2 separate regions of the Mus musculus genome follow, and region 1 is linked to region 2. A link is a contact called in ENCODE Hi-C or POLR2A ChIA-PET data. All regions are on one chromosome and are shown on one strand. Each heading gives the region's core, a stretch centred on a gene start or an enhancer-like site at or near the end of the contact. The rest is flanking DNA. Distances are from core to core; before and after follow the strand shown.

Region 1 (3,942 bases), core at 405-2,904, 68 kb before region 2:
CCGTCTCAGCCCCTGGCCCTAGTCTGCCAGCCCTGAGGAGGGCAAGGTAGGGATTCCCAAGTTTCTGGCCAGGCACTTGGCCTAGTTAGGTACTGGCAAGTGGCCACTGCCCAGTGAGAGGGAGAGGGCCAGCCCTCTCCCGCCCCCTCAAAGTTTGGCAAGTGCCACTAAAGATCAGAGGAAGCCCAGGGACAAAGGCGGTACCCTGCCTTGCTTTACTTTTTACAAGGAACATCTCATTTTTGTCTGTCTGTCTAGGGCTGCTCATGTAGCCCAAGCTAGCCTTGAATTCATGTGTAGCTGAGGGAGAATGACCTTGTATTCTTGATCCTCCTGCCTCAGGATCCTGGGTGCTGGGAGTACAGGCAAAGAAAGAGCCACCATGTCTAGCTTTAGGAAATGTTGTAAAATGTAATATTAATATATTTCTGAAAAAGTCACACGATGGCATTTAAAGTATTTGTTAGTGGAGGTGGGGTGGGGAGACTAAGGCACAGAGCCTACAGGGCAGCAGGAGCTTGCTGGACAGGGTATACTCACTGCTCACCTCTCTGGGGAGACACTGCCACCATTTCCAGAGGCAGCCCTGAGCCATGGGGACAATCTCCTCACAGTGTAAATTGAACCAGTTCCCTTTTTACCTCAGCTTCTCAATTAAAATGGTTCCAGGTCTGGGAGTATGTCTCGGAGGTAGAACCTAGCTCCCTCTGCAAGAAGGTCCCAGGTCCCACCCCCAGCACAGTCAAGAAAACAAAAAAAACAAAAGAAGCCCAAAATCTCTCAATAGGGAGCCCCTTGAACTTCATTAGTAAGAAGCACCCCTCCTTTGTTCTCCGGATATAGAATGGGCCCCAGCAAGGCCCCACCAACACATTATTCCATCTCTTTCCCTACACTCTCCCCAGCAGCCCCACACTCCCCAGCATCCCACTCTCCCCAGCAGCCCCACACTCCCCAGCATCCCACTCTCCACAGCATCCCTACACCTCCCTACACTTCAGATAAGCAGCCTTCTGAATACTGCCACCCCACCCAGCATGCCACATCACAGAGCTCTGGTACATAGCAGGTGTCTAGGACTTTTTGTTTTCAGTATTGGGGACTGACTATTGGCCTCTTGCATGCTAGGCAAGTGCTCTCCCACTAAACCATATCCCCACCTCATTGGTTTTTTGTTTTCTGTTTTGTTTTGTTTTGGGTTTGGTTTGGTTTTCTGAAACAATAATTTCTCTGTGTAGCCCTGGCTGTCCTGGAACTTGCACTGTAGACCAGGGTGGCTTCAAACTCACAGAGATCTACCTGCCTCTGCCTCCTGAGTGCTGGGATTAAAGACGTGGACTACCACCGCCCAGCTGTTATTGTGTTTTTAGACAGGGTCTCTCTGTGTCCCAGGTTGGACTGGCACTTTGGATCTTCTTGCTGAAGCTTCCCGAGTTGATGGGATTAAAGGTGTGCCACCAGGCCAAACCTCAGCAAAGCCTCAGCAACGATTATTGGAAGAATTGGACAGTTATGGACTATATGCACCAAGTCACTCAGCCCACTATGTGGGTTGCACATGGACTAAACCTAGCTCTGCCCATTCCCCACATGAGGCTCTTCACCAGCTGGCCCAGCAGGAAGCCAGCCCAGCAGGAAGCCCAGGAATGGGAAATGGTTCTACCACAAGGCTGGTCCAAGGCCAGCGGCCAAGCCACCTTCTGGCTTTCCCAGCCAGACAGGGACTAAGTCCTTCATGCCTGGGAGGAGGGGATGGCCTTCTGAGGGAGGTGGTAGAGGGGAATGCAGAGAAGAGAGTCAGTTACCAGTGACCCGAGGAAAGTGCTGAGCAGGTGCCTGGGCCGGGAAGAGGGTGGGCAAGCAGGCACAGAGGTGACTTTGAAGCTGGCACAGCCCCTGCACATGCCCCAGGAGGCTCCTGCCTGCACTCCACTTGTCTCCTCAGCTCTGTGTGTGCACCCTATCCTGGCTCCCCAGTGGCACCTGCCTGGAACAGCTGAGGATCTGGGGGCTGCTTCCCTCAACCCTTGAAAGCTCACTGGTCTGTTTTCTCAGTCCTCTGGAGTGAGTCAGCTTCCAGCAAAGATGCTTTCTGCAGCTGAGCCCTGGGGTGAGGTAGACCCTGCTGGCACAGAGCTCACTCTAGGGTGACAGTCAACACTACACAGGCATAAACTTGAACCAGAGTTAGATATCATCAGAGGTCATGAAGGCAATCAAAGGGAAGATCAAGGAGGCCTGGCAGGCTGTCTCTCACATATGGCAAGGACCTACTGAATGGGGAGGCTTGAAAAGCACACAGCAGGCAAAGAATGGCTGGGCAAAGGCCCTGAGGCAGAAGCCTAGCTTGGAGGTATAGCACAGGGCCCCGTGGTGGCTGAGATAGAGATGAAAGAGGAGGGCAGGGGAGAGGAGGGGTAACGGGAGGGGAGGGGACAGAAGGCCAGGGGCCTCTGGGGCTGGGCATCTGAAAGCTGGGCTTCTGGGAGCTACAGCGGCAAGGCAAATAGGCACACAGAGGTCAGACTGCCTACAGGGCCCTGTCTCACACCTGAATTGTCCTCGTGGCTTGCCAGGCGCAAGGCTGACACCTACAAGGAGGGCTCTGTGGAGGCTTTGTCCCATTGCCACATAAACTGACAGCTGCCCCCTAAGCTCTGTTCTGGGGAAGGCGCTTTTTCCTCCTCCGCTCCCACAGGCCTGCGATAGAGATCCGCGTTCCAAGAGGGCGAGTCATTTAAAACACGCTTTAGATTAGAAACACCCACAGATGGAATAAGATGTAAAATGTGCTGAATTTTGAAGATAAAACAAGAGACTTCAAAGCTACCTCAAGCTGGGCAAGCAGTCACCATGTTGGACGAGCTCTGTCCCCCCAGGCCAAGGTCACTGTCCTTCAAGGTGTGGGTGCTAAGGTGCAGAGCGAGGCTGTGTCAGCTTGGGCCTTGCAGTGCACAGGTAGAGGAAGGCCGTGTGGGGCACGGGGCTGCTACTTATTACCAAATCCACCCCCAGCCAGAGGTCACAGGGGCTTTCAACAGCAACAATGACATGTCCACCCTCCTGTCCCATTTACAGGTGGGGAAATGGAAGTGACTTGCTTCAGGACAGAGTCCAGAGTGCAAAGAGCCAGTGCCCTGTCCTTTGCCAGGGGTGATCTTAAAGCCCCCAGCTGTGATCTGGAGCCTCCCTCTATGTCTTTATCTGCTGATGAAGGAGTCATTTAATTAGGTTCTCATGGGCCCTGATGTTAAAATATTAGTGTCCAAAAGCAAAAACAGAAATAGCACAAAAGTGCCTTTAGGTGCGGTGGCAGATGCCTGTAATCTCAGCATTTTAGGAAATGGAGGCAGAAAGTGCAGGAGTTATAGCCTTGGCTATACAGGGAAGCTCACCTAGAATTCATGTACTCTCAACTGAAACAAAAGCTGCTAACCCCATGATGGGCCCCATTCTCATGACCCCATCTGACCCCACTCGGCTCTCAAAGGCCCTGTACTTGCTTCCAAACACCATCAGTATGTGGATGTGTGGCTATGGATTCTAGCTCTCAGGACCCTTTAGAGGACACATGGATACCATAGCTGGGGTTCAGGCAGGCATGGGAGCTGGGGTGCAGGGAGAAAGGTGAACAGCTATGAAGAGAGGCTCACTGACTCCTAGGGAGGGCTGTGTGGCCATGTTGAATATGCAGCTCCATCTTACAGATGGGGAAACTGAGGCTCAGATATGTTCCTGACTTGACATCACTAAGGTAGTAGAAACATGACCCAAACTCTGTTTGGTCCAACTCTATACTTTACCAAGCCTCACAAAGGTTTGACTTGTTTGCTTTCAGGGCTGAGCAATTATATATAAAGTATTATATATAAAATATAATTATAAAATAAAATATAAACACAACTTAACTCAAGACATGCCTGCCTCACACTGCCCAAGCCT
Region 2 (4,173 bases), core at 1,519-4,018:
AGCCGCCAGGCCCCGTGATGCCTGTGGTGCCAGGGGCCTCATTAAGCTACCGCCGCAGAGAGGCTTGTTATTAACAAGAGTGTGCGGGGACCCTTTCCCTCCTTCCCTCTCTCCTTAAGGCAGGCTCCCAAATGAAAAGGGAACGCATAATGCAGAGCCCACGTAAGGGAGCCTGGAGGGAAGGCACTGCCTAGCTGCAGAAAGGAAGACGCAGCTACCCTCGGGGGAGGCTGGCGAGGCCCGCGTTTATGAAACACTCTCTCCTTCTCCTTCTTCCCAGTTCAGCAGGTCTCGCAGGCTGCACTTTAAGTCCTTTTGAAGTGTTACAACCACTTTCTCCTCTTTCAATTAACAACAAGAAAAGGAAGCTAATGGCTTCCTGAGCCTGGCTGTAAATATTAAGAGTCTGGCCGCCTGGCCTGAGCTCCCAGCCTTCCCAGCCCACGGAGCCAGCTTACAGGAAGGAAGGGCAGGAGACTCCAGCATATGTGAAGATCCCCTGGCTCAGATACCTCTGGTGGAGGAGAGGGGACCAAAGGGGCAGAAGGGAACTTGTCCCTGGGAGTGAGCACAGCAGGCAGGAGTGTGGCCTGGAATCCCCAGCTTGTGGCTTTGAGTAAAGCTAGTAACAGACATCTGGGGAGGACTAGCTATTTGAGTGTTTTCTTTCTTTCCTTTCTTTTAACTTTTCTTATTTCTTTTTCTCTTTTGAACCTTCTTTTATTTTGGAAAGAGGACCTCACGTAGCCCAGGATGACCTTGAACTCCCTGAGTAACTAAGACTGGGGGTTGAATTTCTGACCCTCCTACCTCTGCCTCTGCATGCTAGGAACAGCTGGAGGAGGGGCTAACACACTCCTAGGATCCATGCAGAGGAGGCCTGGGATCCCTGTCACCCCATTGGCTTTCCCCCTGGAGGGCATCCACACGGGACTACCCACCATGTGCCTACAAGCCACTGAGCCACAGGGCCAGTAAAGCACTGCTTCCAAATCCACTGAGAGCTGGAAGATGCTCAGTCAGTAAAGTGCTTGCCACACACACACACACACACACACACACACAAGGCCCTAGGCTTGAGCTCCAGCACAAATAAAGCCAGGGGCAGCAGGGTGCCCCTTGTAATCCCAGTGCTGGGGGATACAGGCAGGAGGATTTGTGGGCTTTGCTGGCTGGCCAGCCGTGCCTCGTGGGAGAGGTTCTAGGTCCTGATGAGAACTTTGTCTCAGACCCCAGAACAGCTTCTGAGGAATGACACCTGAATTTGAGCTCTGCCCCCACCAAGTAGGTATGCACGCATGTATGTCTACATGTACTCTCACACACCAGCATATACCCATATATCCACATACAAATAAATTAAAAGAGCTACAGTGTGGGAGGCCAGGCACAGTGGTACACACTGTAGTATTGGCATCAGGGACACACAGGCAGGAAGATCATGGCAAGGCCCAGGCTACACAGTAAGACCCTACATCAAAAAACAAAAGGCACCAAAATGCACACACAGACACACACACATACACACACCTACAGTGTGTGGTCCATCACTGGGGCTGTGGGACATGTGAGAGTGCTCAGAGATGAAAGTGGGAGCGGGCAGACCAGTTGAGGGCACCGTGGTCAGGTAGACAGGGTCAAGAAGCCACTGATGTTTCTGGCAAAAGTGGGTCAATTTCCTGAAAGAGGTTCTGGCCTTAGCTACTGGCACCAGACTCATCATCATGGCTCCCCAGGCCTGTCAAGGCCCTCCTGGGTATGTGTGTCTGTGTGTGTGTGTGGGGGGGGGGGGGTCAAGATACAGCAAAGCCTAATGAGTAAGGCCTGGCCAGCAGAGACACCTCCTGACTGGGCACTGGTAGACAGAGGACCAGCAGTTTCCCATGGGCCAGAGGTGGCCACTCCGGCCCCATCCTATGGGCCTAGAGCAATGGGCCATGTCAGGCCACAGCCTCCATGACCGACTCCCAAGTTAATGGTCCCTGGTGAACTCTCCTTGCAGAGACTTAGGACAGCCTCTGTCCCTCTGGGAGCCCAGCCACCTGTGCCTTGCCCTGCTTGGTGTCCGTTCACAGCTCTGCAGCCCAGGAGTTCCACTACCCTTGTCGGAGGTTTCAAAGTCACAGGCCCACTCTGTGCAGCCAGGGCCTCTTTGGCTCATCCCTGTTCTTGTCTCTCCAGTCAGAGGCTCTAATCGCTCCCACTGCTTGGTTACATTGGGGAGCCGTATCCTAGGAATCGGGGGGCCTCTTTCTCCCTAGCCCTGGTGCCTGCAGAAGCAGGGTCATCCAAGAGAGGACATAGCCCTTGCAGGGCAGGTGGCATCTGTCCATGCCCTGTGTGGCCTCTCAGCACCAAGAAGTGGGAATAAAGTCACAGGCCACCTGTCACCACAGCTGCCCATCCGTGAAGGGAGAGGCTTCTGTGGCAGAGGGCCTGGGTTTGTCTTCAGATTAGGTCTATCCCACACAGCATCTAAAGAACATTACCTGAAGTTGTCGTTTGGCCTACACATATGCACATATGTGTACACACAGCGACACACATGCACCTCTGAGATTACACTCCTGCTAGCCTCCCTGCTCTGGATGTATCTGTCTTTACAGGTAGAGTCTGGCAGTGGTCCAGAGTGGAGACTCCCACAGGTACCTTCGACCTGGCTGGCACACACGTACCAGTCCCTAAAACCCTGCCCTTTGTCAGGAGGCACTTGTCCTAGCAGAGCAGACTGGGAGGGTCACACTGCTAAGCAGACTCACCTCTACCCCTCCCACTCCACTGCTCCTTGGGTGCCAGGCTGTGCCGGGCCTTGCCTGCAACATAAGAAGAGGCAGAGGGAGGAGCCCTACTTCCAGAGCAGGAAAAGGAGTCGTGCTCCCAGCTGCCACAGCACAGCATCTGGGGCCCATGTTGTGCTCCCCCTGTCTGGAACTGCCAAGAGCCGAGGCTGGGGAGCCATTTGGAAACCAGCCCACTTTGGTGCTACCAGGAGCGCTCAGCTGCTCTAGCAAGGAAAATGGTACCCATGGAATACCAGGCACGGCTTCAGGGAGCAGAACCTGGTGGCTTCCTGAGTCAGCTCCTTTCCCCGGACCCTGTTCCCCACTGCCCCCAGCCCAGCCCTCACTCCTAGTATCCCCAGTTCTCCACATGGATTTGTTGAAATTGCAAGTGGGAGCCTCTTCTTTCCTGCCTGGACACTCCCAGCAGGGTCCCTGTCACTCTTGGTATGAAGACCAGGTCCCTCAGCACACTGATCAGGGCTCCTCTGAAGCCAGGTTCTCGTCCCCCCATCCCCAGCTTTGCTGCCTTCCACTGACCCAGAGCTTTGCCGTCAGCCCTCAGAGGGCACAAGTCCTCCCACCCTGAGCCTTTGCACATGCTGTTCCCCCCTGCCTCAGTTACTCTTCCTACTCAACTCAACTGTGCTGACCTTGTTTTAAGAGCAGTTTGGCCCCTTTCCTGGCCTGCAGCCCTCCGTCCTTGTCACTCTGACCTGCTACTGTGGTGACAAAGCTACCAGCCTAAGAGGAGTGACCACCCTTAGTGATGAAGAAGAAAGGAGCAGGCCCTGTGTCTGGCCCCCCTAGGGGCGGGGCAGTAAGCAGCCTCAGAACAAAGTCTGTTTGATCACAGCCCCTTCATCTGGAAAAGCAGGATACAGCTGTTGCCTGCAGCCTGTAGTTCGAAACGAGAGCAAATCCCCTTTCCCTGCTGCCCCCATCTCCAGCCTGTAGCTCTGATGGGAACTCTGCCCTCTGAGCTCCCGGACAGCTCTGCCCAAGGAGGCAGCAACACTCTCATATCAAATGTGATTGGCTAAATGGGCTAGCCACTGAGCCTACCTGGGTCTGCACAGAACACACCAGGCGTCTGATTAATACCATGCACATGAAACTCCGTCCCTAAGAGCCAGAGGTTGGAGCAAAGCAGGTAGGCTAATTGTTAATACAGGAATTAATATCGGCAAGCATAGATCTAGAAGGGAGCATGAACAGAAAAACTAAAGATCCATCAAATTCTGCAACAAGCCCTGAGGGACAGATGTGGGCTGTACTGCTGCCACCCGGTTCTCAAGTGTCTGTCAGCAGAGCCTGAAGGGTGCCACAATCATAGGACAGTGTTGTCTTCTTCAGGAAGCTCCCCCTCACGTTCATCGTTTTTCTCCTGAGC

What was found. A loop is a pair of places that touch in the nucleus more often than their neighbours do. ChIA-PET counts read pairs that join two places held with the same protein, here RNA polymerase II (POLR2A).
Region 1: a map of gastrocnemius shows a loop between it and region 2 (1.9-fold over the local background). The contact joins two enhancer-like sites. A Hi-C loop is called at or near these places in 2 of 37 maps with a recorded cell type or tissue (gastrocnemius and heart). POLR2A ChIA-PET finds 5 or more read pairs at or near these places in 2 of 5 experiments (Patski and embryonic stem cell).

What each region holds. Positions count from the first base shown.
Region 1 is chr19:7,177,068-7,181,009 of GRCm38, reverse strand. All of the region lies in intron 3 of Macrod1 (mono-ADP ribosylhydrolase 1), which reads right to left. Among named protein-coding and RNA genes, the nearest start is that of Otub1, 27 kb to the left of the region's middle. Within about 2 kb of position 1,654, at least 1 of the 3 ENCODE cell types and tissues checked has a DNase peak (open chromatin) inside an H3K27ac peak, as active enhancers do.
Region 2 is chr19:7,109,711-7,113,883 of GRCm38, reverse strand. All of the region lies in intron 3 of Macrod1 (mono-ADP ribosylhydrolase 1), which reads right to left. It also overlaps a transcript of Flrt1 not described here. Among named protein-coding and RNA genes, the nearest start is that of Flrt1, 6.1 kb to the right of the region's middle. Within about 2 kb of position 2,768, at least 1 of the 3 ENCODE cell types and tissues checked has a DNase peak (open chromatin) inside an H3K27ac peak, as active enhancers do.